Regions from separate parts of the Mus musculus genome. Here region 2 is linked to region 1. A link is a loop called in an ENCODE intact Hi-C map of the cell type or tissue named here. Cell type or tissue: heart. All regions are shown on one strand.

Region 1 (5,000 bases):
ACAGATGGAAGGTTTAAGGCTTTAGATGCCGAGGGCTTTTGTTTTGATGGGACTGGGCTGCATTTAGGTTTTACACACCCATTGGATTTCCTAGGGTGTAAGTGAGATTTAAGTAATGCCTTGAAAGGTGCTGAAGCTGGCATCATTTAGGCCTATTTACTTCTGTTGTTCTTGGAGGTGAAGGAGTCTGAGAGTAAAGTTTCTCAAAGATGGAGAATGTTGCCATAGACAGACATGTATGGACACTGGAAGTTAGTTAGTTAGTTAGTTAGTTAGTTGGATTTTTTTATGTTTTGTTTTAGGATAATTCTGAGGTGGGAGTGGGGTGCGTGCCTCCTAGCTGCGTGGGCTTATGAGATAAGACAGCGAAGGTATCCAACAGTTATCCCCAAGTAGCCTAAAGCCGTGGATTCATTAATCTTGATAGACTCAATGTTGAGACTGTACTCATTGCTAGTTCAATTTCCTACTTTTGAATTTGGGGATGCATCAAGCATGTCTGTCTGACCTGTGGATCAGGATTTCTACAAAGGGGATCCAAATCAATAATCTATTGATCACAGCACCTTGTCAGAAGTGCTAGCTGCTCCTGCCAGAGTCTCTGCTATTAAGTACTACTAGAATATGGGGAGTCAGAGTCTATCAAGTACAGTTCAGGGAATCAACGTTCTTAAAAGATCTTAGCTCTATGTATATGTGCATACATGTCTACATGTGTGTAGACTCATGAGCATGTGTGTGTCTGTCTGTCTGTGTGTCTGTATGTATGGGAAGACTCAAGATTGACATCAGGTATCTTTCTTGATCACTCTCTCTGCCTTTCTTACTGAAGCATGGTCGCACTCAGAGCAGAGATCACTGGTTGGCTAGGCTGGCTACCCAGCTTGTTTCCAAGGTATTCTGTCTCCAACTCCAGGGTTCTTAGAACTACAGACAGGCTGCTGTGCCTTGTGGATTCTCCATGGATTTTGAGGATCTGAACTCTGGTCTTCATCCTTACACAGCAAGAACTTTACCCACAGATGCATCTTCCTAGCCCTAGGATCAGCATTTATAGCAATCTCATTACAGATTAATCTTATTAATCTCAGGATTGCCCTACAAGATGCTATACATTTTATCACCTCAATACAACCAAACCTTGTTTCACACATTCAATCTTGTATCTAACTAATATGCCTCAGGGGCCTGCCATGTAAGATATCTAGAGATGAAGAAATAATCTAAGGTTTTCAAGTTAACCTCAAGAACTGACCATCGACTAAAGGGCCTGTGTAAAGACAGCTTCAACACAATGGGGGGAAATGACAGTGTTACCTCAAGTGATTTGCTGGCTTACAAAGGCCTTAACTACATCTCAGCAGGGCTTTGAATGACTGGAAACTTGGTCCCCCTCCATACACACAAAGCCAGCAGCATGTGTATTGTACCAGTCTTCTTCTCTTCCGCAGTTAGTTATTGGCAGGATTGGATTAGCCTTGGGCACCATCAATGGCCTTAGAATCTCTTCTCATTCTCTCCTGCCCTTGCTCCATTGTCAAATATCTTAAATCCTACTTTATCCCACAATATTGTTTTCTACCTTCAAGAGGACATGTAGAAGATTCTAGAAAATAGTGGTGACAGTTGTGTGTTGACGTCTTGCTAGGCTGGAGCAGCCGCCACATCCCAGAAGGCTTTCACTGAGTCTGCCCTATGAATAAGGCTCCTGAGTTCCCAACTGTTGCATGCAGCACTTACTAACGTATTAAAAACCACTGAATTTACTTTACTATTAATATTTAAGTAACATGTGCTAATAAGAACCATGACAGCCAATCCCTGTAGTCAGTAATACATGGAAATGAGTTGTTTACTATTGTTGATAATGTAAGATCATCTTGCCATTTTCTTCAAGAGTGTAGATCAGTAGCTAATCTTATAAACCATCCCTTTTGCTTCTTCTTTTTGAATACTTCCCATCTTTAGGAGTGGCCTACTCATTTGAAAGACACACTGTTGCATAGATAAGAGGCTTTGTTCGAAGCCTGGCTATCTAGGACCCTAATAGATTTGCAGTCTACTGAAGGTTCAGTATTTGAACATTGAAAGTTTAGAGAAGAAGAAGAGGAGGAGGAGGAGGAAGAGGAAGAAGAAGAAGGAGGAGGAGGAAAAAGAGGAGGAGAAGGAAGAGGAGGAAGAAGAGGAAGAAGATGAGAACGACGACTTCACTGAAGGGATTATTTATTTATACTGTTTTACATCTTTGGATTCTGAAACAAAGCTGGACAGTTGTGGTGCACACCTTTAATCCCAGCACTCAGGCGGCAGAGGCAGCTAGAGCTCTATGAGTTCAAGGCCAGCCTGGTCTTCAGAGTGAGTTCAAGGACAGCCAAGAAAGCACAGACAAAACAAAACAAAAACAAACAAACAAACAAAAGGAGTCCATCAGAGACGATCCTCACTTAAGTTTATATGGTTCACTGGATAAAATGTATTTTTCAAAATATTGAACAGTGAGAGGAAGTCCATGGTAGCTGATGAGGTAACTATTATTCAGAACTCCCAGTGCTGGCAACATAGAAGAACGTTCCCTTCTCCACAGGTCACTTCAGGTTCCTTTTCCATGACGGCTTTCAACACATGGACTCTCTAATTGGCTTACAGAGTTCATCTCTTATCATCAAGTGGATTATACATCCCTTCAGGGAAGAGATGTCAATTAGGTTCATGGCAATGTCATAGTATTTCAGACTTGGAGGTAACCATAAGGGCAGTACTGGGCCAGTCACGGTTGCAACTTGCCCAGCGTGACAGAAAGGGAGAGACTAGGGCAAAGGCTAGTTCCTCTGACGCCAGCCACCTCCATGATCCGTGTCAAGTTCTTCATGTGCTTTTAGTGATTCAGTCCCAATGTTTGGAAGCCAAACAACGTCGAGCGTTAATTTTTTAAATGCTAAGAGTGTGCCAACAGCATAAAACCATCCCTGGCTTTGACTTTTTACATCCAGCATCTGGTCAGCTCAGGCAGCTTCCGTGAGTGGCCAGCAGGGGGAGAAGAATCTCACAAAACTTCTGCAAAACTTTATACTTGCTTTAAAAAAAAAAAAAAAATTGTGAAGTGGAGCAAAAAGGAGCCTGGGTCTCTGTGCATCTGAGAGCCTTTACATTTTTCTTAATAGCATCATAAAACCAGATACCCCAGCTTTTTAAATTGCATGATGTTATATAAAAACTCATAGATGAATTAGAAAGCACAAGCCAAATTCCTATCAAGACTGAAAAACCAGATGCCCATGAAAACAATGGCCATGCTGAGAGAGAGAGAGAGAGAGAGAGAGAGAGAGAGAGAGAGAGAGAGAGAGAGAGAGAGAGGGAGGGAGGGAGAGAGAGAGAGAGAGAGAGAGAGAGAGAGAGAGAGAGAGAGAGAGGGAGAGAGAGAGAGAGAGAGAGAGAGAGAAGGAGAGAGAGAGAGAGAGAGAGAGAGAGAGAGAGAGAGAGAGAGAGAGCTTTTTTTCACAGGAGGGGAAAATGCAAGCACCATTCTATAAACAGCGAGTCTCATCATGCAAATGTTAAATACAAGAGCAGAACTGCATTCCTCCTGGAAAATGTCAAAGCAAGTGACAGTCATGTGTTCCCAAGCAGCCAGTATCAGTCCTCTTGATGACAATGACTGTTTCCATTATAATAAATGACTAAGGGGTATTTAACCAACCTAGGTTAAGAATGAAGCTCACCGTGAGCTCATCTGGTCGGTTAAACCTCACAATATGTATCTGCTGTAGCCACAGGTTGCTATCAGATGCCTCCTTCCATCTCTTTCTCCACCGCTATTGTTGAGATAGTGTCTCTGACTGAGTCTGGAACTCAGCCTTTCAGCTCATCTGGCTGCCAGTGAGCTGCCAGTGAGCTGCCAGTGAGCTGCCAATGAGCTGCCAGGAGCTGCCAGGAGCTTCCTACCCTGTGCCTCCAGTACTGGAGTTACAGGCCTGCACTGGCTTTTCCTTGTGGGTGTTTGGCCTTTGACCTCAGGTCTGCATGCTTAAACAGCCAAGGCCTTACCCACCGAGCCATCTCCCTATCCCTGGCTACCAGGTTTTTTGTTATTAAGCACCTACTTGTATACCACTGTAAGCGTCCATTGGGGTAGAGTGCATGTTAGAATTTGACCGTTCTGGATTCATGCTCTACTTCTGCTGCCCACCAGCTGTGAGAATCAAGACTAATTATCTAGCCATATTGTCTTTTATTTCCTCTTCATTAAAACCATGGGACGGGACGATTATGAAAGTAGGTGAAAAAATACACATCATAAACTCAGCGTCTCTCCCTCACAGTTGAATCCCTTTTCTGGGATCTTCCTCTATTGCAGAAAAGGGTTTTTAAGATGGAGTCTTACCATTTTTAATAATGAATTGGATCCAGAGGTCAAGTGATTGGTTGTGAACGCAGGCTTTAGGGAAGCCATTGCTCAAAGTCTAGTTAACTGGAAAGAGACTCTAAGTCACTTATTTCTGTAAGTCCTCTGATCCCCTTCAGAAAGGTCCTGTCAGCTCCTGTTTCTACCCTGCGACACCATGAGTTTTGTTGATTGGCCTGTCTTTTTCTCTGTTGCTAACTACAGTAAGAGAATTAACCCCTTCCATCCCTGAGTAGTAAAAATTATCAGATCCCAAAATGTGACAGACCTCCTAGGTCCTTATGACCTAGGTTGGTAGGTGTCACCTCCCGAAGCAGCGTAGGACAGAGAAGATACTTCCCCTGTCAGAAGATTGCGCTTCTTCCACTTAGCTCTTTCAACCTTTCTTATCTCTCACGTCCTTTTTCACATCATGGTTTCATGAGCTCTATAATGGACATTTGCTGTACTTTACACATAGCAGTCCTGAGTATCAGCCAAGACCAAGCATCAAGTATACTGTGGGCTTTCTACAAGAAGAAAAGAAGTCCAGGACCGAGGAAATGGCTCAGTGGATAAGACATTTGTCTTACAAGCCTGACAGCCTGAATTTGGATCC
Region 2 (5,000 bases), 56 kb before region 1:
ATGCTACTCTTCCAGAGGCCCAGAGTTCAGTTCCCAGCACCCACATCAGAGTAACACACTACTCTATGTGACTACAGCCCAAGGAGATTCAGTGCCCTCTACTGGCCTCCATGAGCAACTGCAGCTATGGAACACACTTGAATTTAAATGCAATACTTTGCTGCCCCTCATTGTAGCTGATGGAAGGCGCTGCTGTTTTAGCATGTTTTCACTGGTGGGTGTGCTCCCGTGGATTCTATAAGTTTGTGACTTGCCCTGGAACCCATGGCCATGTCCTTTATTCTTAGTCATACTGTTAAGGTCAAATATATCGATGACCCCAGGCAGTTCACCACCCCCATCACCACCAAAGAAAGTGTTATTTTATAAATCTGTGGGTTGCTGTACGCCTCCTAATCAATAAGCAACGGACATGTTGGTTTAGGGCTGCAGCATGGGGGGAGAATTGTATACGTTATTTTCTCATAAAAGTTTTCGTCACGCTCACGGACAACTCTGGGGCCCTGTTGGGTTTAAGTTTTAGGATGTTTCACCGCAAACACTGCTGGGCAGGTCACTTGCTGGCATCATGATGTTTTCTAAGTTGCTGTTTTCCTGGGAAGCATGAGTCTTACAGAAAGTCACTCTCAGACCTAACTTCCGTTTAAATGAGAGGAGTTACTTTGGTCCAGGCCAGCTTTGTGACTGTTATGGTGGGTTTGCCTTTTACACTGTTGCAATTAAGGGCTTATATCAGACCTCAGATATAAAAGTTCTCTAAGGTCCTGAAGAGTAAAATTGGAGATACCACACGGTCAACTCTAAGGCACTTGAAGAATCTCTCTGTAAACAGAGTGAGCAGAGAAGAAGAAAATGTGAAACTCCAGTGACCTCCTCAGGCATGCTTCGAGGACTTTCTTTTCACTGCTTGAATTGCTTGAACCTTGCCCCACCCTTCTAACCCTCCGTTTCTATTTTCAGCTTGGTCCTCATGCCCTGAGAGCCTTGAGGCCGGTGCCTCAGAAGGGTGTGACAAACAGGGATCGCCAAGGAATGTGTATTTGCACGCAGACGGGTATGAGTGTGGGTGTTGTCAGGTGTGAGCAGTGATCACAGCATCTTCGGCCAAGCGGTCCAGCCTCATCAGCTCCTGCCGACAACGCCTCAGCCTGATTACTCAGGCCTGTCTCATTAGCAGCCGCTCCCTTCTGTCACACTCTTCCTAACAGTTGGCCTTTACCCACAGAGGTGTGTGTGTCTCCACCTGGCTCTCAGAGAGCTGAGAGGCTTCAAGCCTTGCACAGGAAGGGGAAGGCACTGAAAGCTGAAGGAGGAGGAGTCAGGAGACCTGAATTTTGTAGTCGATGTGGCAAGTGGCCATGTGACCTGGGTCTCAGCACACACACACACACACACACACACACACACACACACACACACGGTGACACATTTCAAGATGGACAACAAGAGAAATGGAAGTGAATGACCTCTGCAGTTGTAGCTTTTGTGTCGAGTGTCACGGAGACATTGCTCTGCCGTGGAGCAGATCAGCTCCTCCTTTTTCCTCATTAACTCCTTTAAAAACCAATGGTTTGCTACAACCTAGGTTTCCGGTGCTTTTGGCTTAATGCGCTGAGTGTAGCCTTCTGATGTAAAGATGGCTTAGCACAGCACTTCTCAACCTGTGGGTCCTGGCCCCCTTGGGGGGGGGTCAACCAACCCTTTCACGGGAGTCGCCTAAGACCATCAGAAAGCACAGATATTTACATTATGATTCATGACAGTAGCAAAATTACAGTTGTGAAGTATCAGTGAAAATAATGTTATGACTGGAGGTCACCACAACCTGAGGAACCACCTTAGTAAAGTTGAGAGCCACTGGCTTAGCAGCTAAAGGGGCTCACAACAATTCTAACGATATATATTCAGGCCCTCAGCCCCCACGTGATCGAAGGAGAGACCCAACTCCTTCAAATTGTCCTCTGATCTCCCTATACGTTGACATGGTGTGTGTATGCCCAGATATATTTGTCGACACGCAAACGTGAGTAAATCTAACAACCTTTAAGATGTCCTTATTTTTAATTGTACATATGTGTGCATACATGAGTGAGAGTACTCTCAGCGGCCAGAAGGGGGTATCAGGTTCCCCGCAGCAGGAATTACAGGCTAATAGAAGCTAGACAATGTGGGTGCTGACAGCTTAGCAAGCCCAAGCGGTCCTCCTGTCTCCGTGCCCTGCCACCGTTTTAAGGTCACATGTGTCTCATGGCCATGTTTGACTTTTTGTGTAAGTGTTGGAGAGTCACAGTCTTATCCACTGATCTCACTGCAGTGTAGGAGTAGATGCTAAATGTCTGTGATATGTGTGATATTGCTGTGGGTAGGGAAAGCATTTAAGGCCATCATATTATAGTGTAACTATTAGTGAGCCTGGGGGATTTTGGGGTACTTAAAAAGCAAAATTCCACCCCACGCCGTTCCTCCTCTTTTCCAACTGAGTGGTTTGTGGTTTCTTGTCTATGAGCAGCCTACACATGACTGTCTACAGATGGCGATCTTTTTATCTCGTATAGCCCCGTCATTTCATTGACATCTGCGTTCCCTTTTATTCCTGGCACGGAGCTGGGCCGGAAGTGCTGCATGACACGGGAAGTTAGCTAAGCACAAGGTCACGGGGAGCGTTCCCCCTCAGGCATACCACTTAGAGGAAAGAATTGATGGGTTACTTCAGATGAGGCCCAGCTTCTGCTCTGTGGTGTTTGGGAGGAGAGAAAGCTACCAGAAGCCAGTTTTGGAAGGCCACATCATACTTCCCTGCTTCTGAGGATGACAGGAATGAAGGTGTCCTAAAGCTTGGGTGTTTTTCCAGCCCTTTATCAGAATAACTGCTTAGAATACCATTTAGAGTGCACCTAGGAAGAAGCAGGCAAAACCAAACAGCACTCTGCCTGTTCAAACAGCACAGAGACAAGGGGTGTGAATTCTGGTCTAGGAGTAAGAAAACCGCACGTGCACATTCTTCTAAGAACACTCAAGTGGTTTCCTGATGTGTCTGTCAGGTCGGAGTTTTTAGGTTTGCATCTGCGATACCAATTTCTAGATCATACAAACATTCTGAAATAGGTAAGAGGGTCTGAGAGAGGACATTTTATTATCATCTGTGTGTGTGTGTGTGTGTGTGTGTGTGTGTGTGTGTGTACAGGGGGTTCCCTCCACATGTTTAGTCCTTGTTTGAAATTGCAGGTTGGCCTGTGGACCACAGGTGAGGAGGCTCTGTCCTTTTCCATGCAGGATTCTACAAGGATTTCCTGTCTTGCTCATTTGAATCTCTCCCCTCACCTCCTTCAAATCTCACTTATGGTAGCTTCATTCATTTCGGGCCGCTTCCCTTGTATGTTACCCGGAGAAGGAACCTCTTGGAGACCCGAGTATAGGCCATTCTCTCTGAGAGGAGTCTTAACTGTTGCTCTCTGAGTTGCTTGGCCAGGTCCAGCCATTGCAGGCACAGACGCTCTCCTCAGCTCCCTCCACCCCCCAGCAGTCTCACAGAAGGAAAGAGCTGTGCAAAGAAGAGTCTGTGAACTCCTGCCATATCTGTGTTGGGGGCAGGGGGGAGTGGGGATAGGAAGGGGTGGAGCCGCCTAACCGACCGTGACGATTTCTAACTGACCTTTAGAATACTATTTGTTAAAAGAAGGTTATGAATCAGGAGAAGTTCTCAGTCCAGCGTGCAGGACTGAGCCATCTCTGTTCACTGTGCTCGGGAGCTTATCTCAGAAGCGCTCCACTGGAGTTGGAGATGCCAAGGCACTCAGGTGTGCCAAGAGGGGTGCTGGGCAGAATTACTCAGAGCCGTATTTCTGGGAGCCTCTGCCTTAAACTTCCTAGCAAGGGAATAAGGTCAATCCATACTTGTGTGTGCCCCAAGAAGTGTGAAACACTGAAAGATAAAACTTGTATTAGCTGCTTTTGAGTCAGGCTACCTGAGATCTCAGAGCCAGACTTTTGTCACTAGAAGTTTGTGGGACCAGGGATCTAATGCTTTGCTGTATAGTAGATTATTGCTAAGAAGACTCTTAGATAGAAAGATCTGATTTATCTTCTTTCATCTGGGTGAATATATTACATGATTCGCTGAGAGCGGTTTGCAGAAGCACAGAACCCCTTTAGATGAGGCAGCAAACTGCATTCTTTGAAGCCTATTTTGAAGCAAGTTGGTCTTTCTTTGCAAGGTCTTTTTTATCTACTTGTGCTTATGTTCCTGAAACAATTGACCTCGCCAAAATTGAAATAGAAACAGGATGCCGTACAAGTAATGATCTTCGTTCACAGTCGTTTGAGGTTTTGTTACTGTTGTTGCTGTTGCTGTTGTTGTTTGCTTGTCTGTTGATACTGGGTCTCCCATAGCTCAGGTTGGCCTCAAGCTGTTATACAGCTAACGGTGATCTTGAACTCCTAATTCTCCCATATCTCCATGCCAAGTTCCGGAAGTCCGGGCAAGTGCCAACATGTTCAGCTTTTGAGAATTTGCCTTGGTAACTGAGGCAAAATCTTTGGAGCATACCCGTTAGGCCCTTAACCAACGTTTTCCTGTAAATTCTACTTCTTTCTCGAGCATATATACACAAGTTCCTGAGACTGTCTCCCTTCTGTTCTTGAGTGCCTGGCAGTTGAATGTATTTGCTGGTGATGCTGGCAGAATTGGCCAACAGACCCACAGCACGAGTCCCAGAGCTAGGGTATGCCACTACTTCAGTCAGGATGTCTGTCGTCTTCACCAACACTGGGACACATCCTTTTTATTGATCTTAAACCCTCTTGCTAAGATCATTTTTGGTTTCTGTTCATTTCTGATATTTTTCCCCCTTCTGGAACCTTTGTTGCTTGCACAGGAGTGATTTTTTTTTATATGCTATACATTCTTCATTCCTGGGGCTTTGTAAGCACTGTCAAACTCACTCCATAGAGCAAAGCACTGGCCACAAAGCTCCCTTCTCCATTATGACAGCCCTAGATTT

Evidence for each region. A loop is a pair of places that touch in the nucleus more often than their neighbours do. Peaks named below come from ENCODE experiments on the same cell type or tissue, not always from the same donor. Only the 100,000 strongest peaks of a DNase experiment are listed, where the experiment ranks them.
Region 2: a loop joins it to region 1, with 2.1 times the contacts of the local background. A loop is called at or near these places in 4 of 42 quality-filtered maps.

What each region holds. Positions count from the first base shown.
Region 1 is chr13:45,635,463-45,640,462 of GRCm38, reverse strand. All of the region lies in intron 6 of Atxn1 (ataxin 1), which reads left to right. Among named protein-coding and RNA genes, the nearest start is that of Gm34582, 110 kb to the right of the region's middle. In heart, a CTCF peak has its summit at 3,007 (motif pointing right); a DNase peak (open chromatin) is centred at 2,902; H3K27ac peaks cover 584 bases.
Region 2 is chr13:45,691,313-45,696,312 of GRCm38, reverse strand. All of the region lies in intron 6 of Atxn1 (ataxin 1), which reads left to right. Among named protein-coding and RNA genes, the nearest start is that of Gm34582, 170 kb to the right of the region's middle. In heart, CTCF peaks have their summits at 107 (motif pointing left) and 2,118 (motif pointing right); DNase peaks (open chromatin) are centred at 2,602 and 3,642; H3K27ac peaks cover 2,185 bases.